Linked DNA regions of Homo sapiens: region 1 is linked to region 2. Evidence: read pairs that join two places in POLR2A ChIA-PET (ENCODE). Cell type or tissue: Caco-2. All regions are shown on one strand.

Region 1 (5,000 bases), 200 kb before region 2:
GTGGGGAACATGTGTGCCCGGGCAGTGTGCTGGCAGCTGGGTGCAGCCTGCCAGAGGTTTGGGCACACCCTTGTGCCTCCCAACCCTCCGCTGCTGCACACGTGCATACATGTGCATGCCCCTGCACCCCCCAACACACACACGAAGCTGGATCCTTGTCTTCACCCCACCTTTTGTTAAACTAGTCTGGAGTGTAAGCCCAACTTGCCACTGGGCCCAAGTTATCACTGAACCCAAGATGATCCTGGAGCTCTTCCCTCTGCCAGGACTCATCTTCCCTGCAAAGCTCACCAGGAAAGCCTTTGAGCACAGAAGGCAGTACTCACCCTCAGCCGTTCAAAGAGCTCTGCCAATTTGAGGAAGCTCCTAGGAAGCAGTAGGGAGGGAGTTAGGGTAGGGGGCTGAGGAACAGCTCAAAGCCTCTCTGTCTCAGCCTCTCCTTGGGAATCTCCCTCTCCCCTTTCCTTCCCAACACCATCCCCCAACAGGAGAGCCTACACCTCCCACCTAGAGCTGACAGTAGACATCTACAGAGTGACCCCTCATGGGAAGACATGGTATTACAGGCACAGGGAGAGGGTAGGGGTGGGGGGAGTCCTCACGTCCTTAGCTGGTTGACTTCCTGTGTTCCCAGACTGCTCAGCGCAGCTGAGATAGGGATATAATCGTCTGCCAGGCCTGTTGGGGAACAGCCCCCATCAGAGCCCCTACATCTGCATGTCAAGCCTTGGTGCTTGTGGCCACAGACAAACAACAAGGCACGCCCTGCTCTCTTCTCTCCCCCAAGGAGTTGAACCGCTGGGGAGAGGGGCAGGGGGATCCAGGACCCCTTGGGCCCTGCGTACACTTGTGGGCGCGCATGACGCGGTCGGCCCGCAGGCAGGCATCTCGGATACGGGTGTGATACTCCAACAGGAAGGTCCTCTCATGCTCAAAGAAGTCATCCACCTCCTAAGGGAGCCAGGCAGGACCCCATTTACACTGGGTCACCACGGGGCTTGACAACACAGGCACCCAGGGTTGGCAAAATCTCCTTCCAAACCAGGCCAGGCCCCACCAGTGGCTTCCTTCCCACACCCAGCCTGGGCCTCAATCTGTGCTGTGGACTTGAGGTGCTGGGTTGAATCCGGAGAGGAGCACCAGGGGTTACCTTGAGCCCTGACATGCCCGTGATGAGGGCTTCATCCGCGGACTTCACAATATTCCTCAGAAACCCTCCGAGGAGCTCCTTCCTGTTCTTCCCCCGGACACTCAGCTGAGGCACACAGGGAGGGTATGATGCTGGGGTGGGCGTTCTCACCTCCCACCCCAAGTTGCAAGCCACTCACGGAGCTGTGACACAGGATTGGGCCCACTTGGGCCCCTTCTCCAGCCCTGCCACCCCTGGGTGCCTCCCCACCCAAGGTAGACTCCTGGCCCAAGGGTGACCCCAGGGATTCGGCCCAGCTCACATCCTGTCCATATTCCAAAAACACAAAGAAGTTGTGGTCTCGACGCAGGGTGGGGTGGGCCGCCAGGCGCTGCAGAAAGACTTCGTGCATCGCAACTGTCTTCTTAAAGATGGCCAGGTACTCCCTGCGAGAGTGGCAGCAGCTCACCGGCCCTCCTCAGCCCCCATCATCCTGCCTGCCCCCTTTCTGGGGTCAGAGGTCAGGGTTGCTAAACATTCATGGGGAGATAGCTGGGGAAGACATCTGGACTCTGGGGATGGCAGGGAAAGGAGGGGGCACTCACGCTTCCAGCTCCTGCTTCATCTTGGCAAACTCTTCCCGAGTGACAGAGCTGTCCCCCTCGCCCAATTTCTGTAGCTTTTCCCTCGAAGCCTCAAAGTCTGGCCTCGGAGGGGCTGGGGGGATCTGCTCAAAGGAGGGACGGAGCTGGGAGGCCTCTCACTGCCGAGACGGCCATCACAGCCTTTGGTCCTCACCCAAGTGCTCTGCCTGTCCCTCCCAGCCCCTGCCCAGCCCCTCCTCACGATGAGGCCGGCGTACTCCTCATTCTCCACGTAGGCATCATGCAGCCAGATGAACTCCTCGTGCTGCCGCACGACTGAGAACTCGGTCTGGGCGAAGTGAGGGAGGCAGCTCTGGAAGCGGGAAGGCCAACTGAGGTCCTCTCTCTGCCCCAAGCCCTGCCTCAGCAAGTCTGGGCATGCACTTTTGGGCCCCCCTCATCCCACATCCCAGGGAGGACAAAGTTAGAGCTCAGGTGTGCATGATTTCATTTAGAATGGTGGACAGGAATGATTAGGACTCGGGGCCTTAGGCAGAGCTAAGAGGCTCACTTTCCAGGAGGGGCTGAGGGCAAGTGCCAGGTGGAGGAAGAGTGCCCACAGGCTGTGTTGGCACATGCCTACCACCCCCTGGGGGAGGCCTCCTGCGGGCAGCCACCAGGACCTTTCCTCGTGCCCCGCACTGCCTCACCTTTGTTTGAACAGTGAATTTCACCTTGTCCCGCTCACTCACTGCGTCAGAAATCTCCACCTGTAAGGAGCTGTCTCCCTGCAGATCCACCGATGCACAGGAAGGCTGCGGAGGAGGGGAGGTCTCTGGCCTGGCTGAGCATGGCCCCTTTGCCCTTCCTTGCCCTGCAGGCTTTCTGATCCACCTGCAGAACCCTCTTCAGCAGCACTGCTTCAGCAATGCCCCAGGTCACCAGAGAGGGGTCCTGATAAGGCACTGACCTGAGTTTTGCAACTGCCAAAACATTTTAACCCTCCCATCCTTGGAGGCAGGCAGAAAACTTCCCATTTTACAGCTGTTGAAGCTGAGACAACCAGAGGAGAAGTAACTTGTCCAAGGTTATGCAGCTGCAAAGCGACAGTGCCAGATTGAAACCCAGTTGTTGTTTCTTTGTTTGTTTTTTTAGACGGAGTCTTGCACTGCCCAGGCTGGAGTGCAGTGGCGCGATCTCAGCTCACTGCAACCTCCACCTCCCGGGTTCAAGCGATTCTGCTGCCTCAGCCTCCCGAGTAGCTGGGACCACAGGCATGAGCCACCATGCCTGGCTAACTTTTGTATTTTTAGTAGAGACGGGGTTTCACTATGTTTGGTCAGGCTGGTCTCAAACTCCTGACCTCAAGTGATCCACCTGCCTTGGCGTCCCAAAGTGCTGAGATTACAGGCATGAGCCACCGTGCCCAGCAAAACCCAGTTTCTTAATTCCCAACCCCATGCACTTTCTCAGTTACTTGCCCACCCCTTCCCCAGCTGGCTACCTCAGGCATCCCTTAACCAGGGCTTCAAGTGAGTTGGATGAGACATTCCCACCTCTTTTGCGGGGGTTGCCAAAACCATTCCATTTACTACTTTTGGTGCCAAGAGGCAAAAGCTTACATGCAAAGCATGTGTATTTCTTCAAGTGAAAAGATCCACAAGACACCAAGCTACTAGCTCATTCTTGCATTGAGCTATTCAACATGTATTTATTTATTTTTGAGACAGGGTCTCGCTCTGTCACTCAGGCTGTAATGCAGTGGTGCCATCATAGCTCACTGCAGCCTCCAACTCCTGGGCTCAAGTGATCCTCCTGCCTTAGCCTCCCGGGTAGCTGGGACTACAGGCATGTACCACCATGCCAAGCTTTTTTTTTTTTTTTTAGAGACAGAGTCTTGCTATGTTGCCCAGGCTGGTCTCAAACTCCTGGGCTCAAGCAATCCTCCCACCTCAGCCTCCCAAAGGGCCGGAAGCAACATGCATTTATTGAATACCTACTGTGTCCACACCATAGTGCCAAGTGATATTAGGGGGAAGGGAAGAGGCTTAGGAATCACTCTACCCTTCAGCATTGCTCACCAGTATACAACAGGCACCTGTCCCACCTCTCAATCTGGAGGCCTCCTCACTCTCTCCTCTCTCTGCTTTTGGCACACTTTGGAGATGGTCCCTGAGATGGGGCTTGGTGATATGTGGGTCCAGAAACAGGCAAGACCTTGCTTGATGGTGGCCCATCTGCAGTAGTGATGTCTCCTCCCTGGATGGAGATCCCTGCATCTGTCCCCTCCTCCTGGCTGTCCGGCATGAAGGAATTGACCCTGAGGTCACTGGCCACTGTTTACAGGGTTATCTCTACATTGTTTCTCACTTTTTTTTTTTTTTTGATAGCATCTTGCTCTGTCACCCAGGTTGGAGTGCAGTGAAGTGATCTCGGCTAACTGCAAACTCTGCCTCCCAAGTTCAAGCAATTCTCTTGCCTCAGCCTCCTGAGTAGCTGGGATTACAGGCACACGCCACCACTCCCAGCTAATTTTTGTATTTTTAGTAGACACGGGGTTTTGCCATGTTGGCCAGACTGGTCTTGAACTTGTGAGCTCAAGTGATCTGCCTGCCTCGGCCTCCCAAGGTGCTGGGATTACAGGTGTGAGCCACTGCACCCAGCCCCCTTTTGTTTTTTTAATTAAGGTATAAGTTATATACAGGAAAGTGCACAAATTTTAAGTGTAAAGCACCAATTATTTGTATATGTGTATACAGCTGGGTAACCATCACCCAACTCAGATCATGATAGATATATATTTTATTTATTTATTTGGAGACAGGGTCTTGCTCTGTCACTCAGGCTGGAGTTTGGTGGCGCCATCACAGCTCACCGCAGCCTCCGTGATGAGCTGGGCTCAGACAATCCTCCTGACTCAGCCTTCCAAGTAGCAAGGACCACGGGCATGTGCCACCATGCCCAGCTAATTTAAAAATTTTTTTTTAAAAGTGCTGTAATCCAGCACTTTGGGAGAGAGGCTGAGGCAGGAGAATTGCTTGAGCCCAGGAGTTTGAGACGAGCCTGGGCAACATGGTGAGACACCCTTCGACCCCCATCTCCACAAAAAAACTTTAAAAATTAGCTGGGTGTGGTGGCACATGCCTGTGGTTCCAGCTACTTGGGGGGGGCTGAGGTGGGAAGATTGAGCTTGGGAGGTGCAGGCTGCAGTGAGCCAGGATCTCGCCGCTGCACTCCAACCTAGGTGACAGAGTGAGAAACTGTCTAAAAAAAAAAAACAAAAAAAA
Region 2 (5,000 bases):
TCAGATTTTGGAGTTCCCTTAGGGTCTCCACTCTCTGGGATGGGCTGTCCTGTGGGGACAAAGGGATCAGGTGGGCAGGTCAGAAAGGGGGCAAGAGCACTGCCCAGGCTTACCGCAGCACCCTGGTGGCCTCACCCTCTCGGGACAGCGACTCCAGAATGGTGTTGCAAGTAGAGGCAATCTCCGAGATGGCCTGCCACTCGTCCTCCAGGGTCCCACTGCCCGCCTCCGACATGACTGTGGGCACAAGGAGCAGGCTGAGCTAGGGAAGCCCAGGAGCACCCCCCAACCCCTCCCCTGCTCTCCTGGGTCCAGACTCACTCCTGCTGATGGAGTTCCGCAGAGACAAGGTACGTGGCAGAAAGGAGGCCCTCAGCTCCGGCGCCGGGTTGCCCTTGTCCTCAGAGCCACTGGGACTGCCTGGCCTGTCCTGTGCCACAGAAGTGGATACAGATTCAGTGATGCCCACTGTCACCACTGTGCTGTTGGGCTCCAGAGCCTGGTTTCTGCTCACCTGGGTCAGGGGTGTCTCACTGTCAGCACTGGGTACTGATGGCTTGGCTGTGGTGGCCAGGAGGAGGTCCGGGGTGGTGTTGGGCAGGACTGGGGCCTCATCCGACAGAGAGCTGGGGAGAGCAGGGGTGGCTCAGAAAGGGAAGCCGCTTTCCCAGAGGCCTGGAGGAGAGGGAAGGCCAAGAGTGTGCACCTGCGTGGTGACAGCGAGTTCTGGCTGTGCAGGAACTCAGTCCTCTCCTCGGCCAGATCCCCAGGCCCTGGAGGACTGCCACCATCTTGCAGGCACAGGTGCAGCAGCTGCTTTGTGGTGGGCAGCAGGGTCACCCCCTGGACCTCATCCTGCACAGGATCTGGGGCCCCCCGCCGGCTAGGCTCCTGCAGCGACAGCGTGTACAGCTCCGAAAAACTCCTGTGGGGTGGGACAGGGTCAGGCAGGACTTCTCCAGTCCCCAGCGTCCTGCATCACTAGCCCCACCCCCAGCCCGCCAGGCTCACTTCCAGGAGCAGGAGAGCTCCCCGGCATCCTGACAACAGTGAAAAATGTCTGCCTGGTTACTGGCCATTTTTCCAGACCATGGTTCAAATTCCAGTGCTGCCCCTGTATATCCCAAGCAAATCACTCTGAACATCAATTTCTCCATCTGTGAAATGGGGATAATAGTACGAACCTCATAGTGTGCTGTGAGGATTTAAATAACACGTGTAAATTGCTTAAATCCCAAAACTACTGTCTGTAGCCAAATCCAGCCTGTGCCTTTTCCTTTTCTTTTCTAAAGCAGATGTGCCAGTTTCTGTACTGCGAGCTAAGCATGGATTTTACTTTTTTTTTTTTTTGAGATGGAGTTTTGCTCTTGTTGCCCAGGCTGGAGTGCAATGGCGCGATCACAGCTCATGGCAACCTCCTCCACCTCCTGGGTTCAAGTGATTTTCCTGCCTCAGCCTCCCAAGTAGCTGGGATTACAGATGCCTGCCATCACACCTGGCTAATTTTTGTATTTTTACTAGAGACGGGTTTCAGCATGTTGGCCAGGCTGGTCTCGAACTCCTGACCTCAGGTGAGCTACCCGCCTCAGCCTCCCAAAGTGCTGGGATTACAAGCATGAGCCACCGCGCCCGGTCCGGATTTTACATTTTTAACTAGTGGAAAAATCAAAAGAATATTTCATGATAAGTTAAAATCATGTAAAATCCAAATTTCAGTGTCTATAAAGTTTTAGCGAGACACAGGCACATTTATTTATTCATTTACCTACGACAGAGTAGCTGCGGCAGAGACCAGATGGTCCAGAAAGCCTAAAATATTTATTATTTGGCCATTTACAGAAAATGTTTGCCTACCCCTGGCTTAGCACAGGAAGTTATCAATAGTGTGTAGTGTGTGTGTTGGGTGGGCGGGTGCCAATACTTAAAAAAAAAGATAGTGGGGGCTGCTATTTGATCTTTTAAGCAGTGGGAGCAACGCGCTTAACTGGTCCCATTCTACATATGAAGATAGAGGTTCAGGGCGCGGTGACTCACGCCTGTAATCCCAGAACTTTGGGAGGGCGAGGCAGGTGGATCACCTGAGGTCAGGAGTTCGAGACCAGCCTGGCCAACTTGGTGAAACCCCATCTCTACTAAAAATAGAAAAAATTAACCGGCCGTGGTGGTGCATGCCTGTAATCCCAGCTACAAGGGAGGCTGAGGCAGGAGAACTGCTTGAACCTGGGAGGCGGATGTTGCAGTAAGCCGAAATCACGCCATTGCACTCCAGCCCGGGCAACAAGAGGGATACTTCGTCTCAAAAAAAAAAAAAAGAGAGAGGAGAGAGAGAGGAAGGAAGGACAGAGAAAGAGAGAGAGACAGAGACAGGAAGAGACAGGCTCAGACGGGCTAAGAGACGGGAGATTCTTTCCAGAAGGAAAGGTATCCACACTGGGTTCCTGAAACTGCTGATGGCGACCCGGGAGGCGCAGACTGCGCGGTGGCCAACTGCCGGCCCTCCCACCTCCCCGCGTCCCCGGCACCCTGACCTGCGGGGCCGGCCGCTCTCGTCGGGGGGCAGGACGGTGACGCAGACCTTGGGCGCCGAGCGCAGGAGCTGGGCAGCGGCCTCGGGCCGGAGGCTGGGCAGAGTCTGGCCGCACACGCGCAGGAGGCGCGCCCCGGGCCGCAGCCCCGCCGTCTCGGCGAATGTGAAGCGCTCCACGTGCGTGACGAATCCCTCGGCGTCCACCTCGAAGCCCAGGCGGCCTTGACCGTCGCGGGGCAGCGCCAGCTCGCGGGTCTCGCAGCCACGGCTCACCAGCTGCGGACGGGGCGGGACGAGTGGGCGGGGCTGCCGGGAGGTGGGGCCGCCCCAGCGCCCGCCCCCTGGACTGCGTCCCAGGCCACACGGAACTTTCCACAGTCCCCGAGGGCCGCGTGTGCCACCGCCCGAGGGATGAAGACCAGAAGTCGCTTACCCGAGGGCACCAGTTCCGGCCTTGCCAAGCCCCGGGGCTGGCTCTGCCCTCCTCGACTTTCCCTTCCGCAGGAGTAGGGGACAAAGGCGGCGGGAGGGAGGGGTCCAAAGCAGGCTCCGCCCCGCCGCGCGCAGGGGCCCCAGTTTACCACTCCAGCTCACCTGCAGGCGCGCCACCACCTCGCCCACGGCTTGGCCGGGGGACCCGTCGAAGCGCAGCGTGATCGCCTCCCCGCGGCCGTGGTACAGGTCCAGCTGCTGCTCGGAGAAGGTCCAGGCCAGCACGTCGCGACAGGCGCAATTGAACACTACGCGGCCGTCGCGCGGCGCCACCAGCACCAGAGCCTCGGCCGAGATGCCCAGCAGGCAGGGCACCTCGATGCCTTCGGGGCCGCTCGCCTGAGCCCCGGCGGCGACCCGCGCCCCGGGCGCCGCGCGCACTCCCCACACCAGTGAGCCCGCTGCCTGCAGCTCGGCGCCTGGGCCCCGAGGGGCCGCCCGGCGCCTCCCACCCAGGGAGGGCAGGCCGAAGCGTGAAGCCGAGTCCAGCGACGTAGTGGTCACCTCGTTGGTGGCCAGGTCTTGCAGGTACTGCTGGCGGGTGCGCGTGGCCATGGCGTGGAACTGGCGCGCGTGGCCGGCCGCCTGCTCACCATTCAGCGCTTTGGCCAGCAGGAAGGCCCGGAAGTCGGCGTTGGCTGCGAAGGGGCCTCCGCCAGCAGGCAGAGCTGGCCCGAAGGCAGGGGTGTCCTGGGTGCGGCTCACGGCCACCCTGCGGGGAGGGAGGCGTTAGTGAGGGGCGGCAGGACTCCATGCCCACGGGAGACCTGGGACCACTCCGGTGCCCACCTGTAGGTGGTGTGTGGCGTGCAGGGTGTGTGTGCCCGCACCACTAGGAACACGTGCTGGAAGTGCGAGCGGATGGTGGTGGGGCAGAAGGGCTTGCTGCCAGGCTCCTGGAACACGATGGTCACAATGTCGTTGCCAATGTGGCGCTTCCGGAGGAGCTAGGGGTTGGATAGTAGGGGCTCGTGATGAGGTCTTCTGTGCCCCAAACCCCTCCTCATTCAGGCAGGAGAAAGCCAAGGCACCAATGGCTCCCCCACTGCCCCTGGTGAAGACCTAGGGTGTTTCTGTCTTTGGGAAGGGGCCACCAGAGGGGCGGGCTGTTGGGGCCAACAGAGCTCCGGCCAAAGCTCAAACGTCATGGGCCATGCAGGGCCCTCCATGGTTCCCGGAAGCCCCACCCCCACGTTGGTCCCCCTCACACCTGCTGCTGGTTATTAGGGGTGTAAGGCAGCATCGTGGACACGTGGAACATGATCTCGTGGTCCTGGTATGTGGTGTAGAGGGAGTGCGTGCCTGTGGAATCCGCTGTGGCCAGGAAGTTAGGGACACAGAAGGAGAAAACAAGGGGAATCTAAGTGGCTTGAACTTGCCATTCCTGCCTGTACACAGGAGCCTCTGTGCCCCAAACAGCAGGTGGACAACCAGTCATGCCACCAGCCAATGCCCAGCCAGCGAGATTCAAGGGCCTCAGCCCTGGGTGCCCCTCCTCCTCTCCCTCCACAGGCTCCAGCCCCATGCCAGAGTGAAGGGGGGTCAGGATGGGAGAGTTGAAATAGAATGAAGACAGAAATGAGAAGTGGTCTCAGAGGGAGGGCAGGGTCAGGTGTCCTAGGAGGACAGGTGTCACTCCAGGCCCAAGCATGTGTGGCATGCTGGGAAAGTGAAAAGCAGGCAGGGGGTGCTCAGTACAACACCTCCCAGGGGTCCTGGGGCCCCTTCCACCAGGGAGGTAGGGGCACCTCTCTTCCACGAGGCTGAGCTGCTGGAATGTGTTTGGTGGAGGGGTAGTGCCCCCAAACCACTTTAGCCCCAGCTCAGGCAGTAGGGTACTTGGGCCTTGAGGGACAGTCCCAGCCCCTCTTTTCAGCCCATAGCTTGGCCCTCATAGCCCTGACTCAGATCCTTAGCTCACCCAAAGAACTCTCCAGTCCCCAGCCCCAGGATTGTACGGACAAAGGAGTGACAAGGCAAT

Evidence for each region. Peaks named below come from ENCODE experiments on the same cell type or tissue, not always from the same donor. Only the 100,000 strongest peaks of a DNase experiment are listed, where the experiment ranks them.
Region 1: POLR2A ChIA-PET joins it to region 2 with 8 read pairs; 18 of 35 experiments call an interaction of 5 or more read pairs at or near these places.

Annotation. Positions count from the first base shown.
Region 1 is chr11:65,847,006-65,852,005 of GRCh38, reverse strand. SNX32 (sorting nexin 32) reads right to left here. Exons shown (of 13, transcript NM_152760.3): 2 at 2,424-2,528; 3 at 1,976-2,086; 4 at 1,735-1,856; 5 at 1,452-1,575; 6 at 1,151-1,255; 7 at 846-951; 8 at 603-678; 9 at 327-366. Among named protein-coding and RNA genes, the nearest start is that of CFL1, 8.7 kb to the left of the region's middle. RefSeq lists enhancers at 1-552, 1,074-1,233 and a silencer at 674-968. In Caco-2, a CTCF peak has its summit at 520; DNase peaks (open chromatin) are centred at 545, 1,095, 1,585, 2,535 and 1 weaker place.
Region 2 is chr11:65,645,187-65,650,186 of GRCh38, reverse strand. SIPA1 (signal-induced proliferation-associated 1) reads right to left here. Exons shown (of 16, transcript NM_006747.4): 6 at 4,230-4,333; 7 at 3,809-3,966; 8 at 3,122-3,731; 9 at 2,529-2,803; 10 at 707-925; 11 at 515-626; 12 at 322-430; 13 at 136-237; 14 at 1-49. MIR4489 (microRNA 4489) reads right to left here and starts at 995; the gene lies at 934-995. In Caco-2, no CTCF peak of the experiment used is centred here; DNase peaks (open chromatin) are centred at 2,844 and 3,085; H3K4me3 peaks cover 1,381 bases.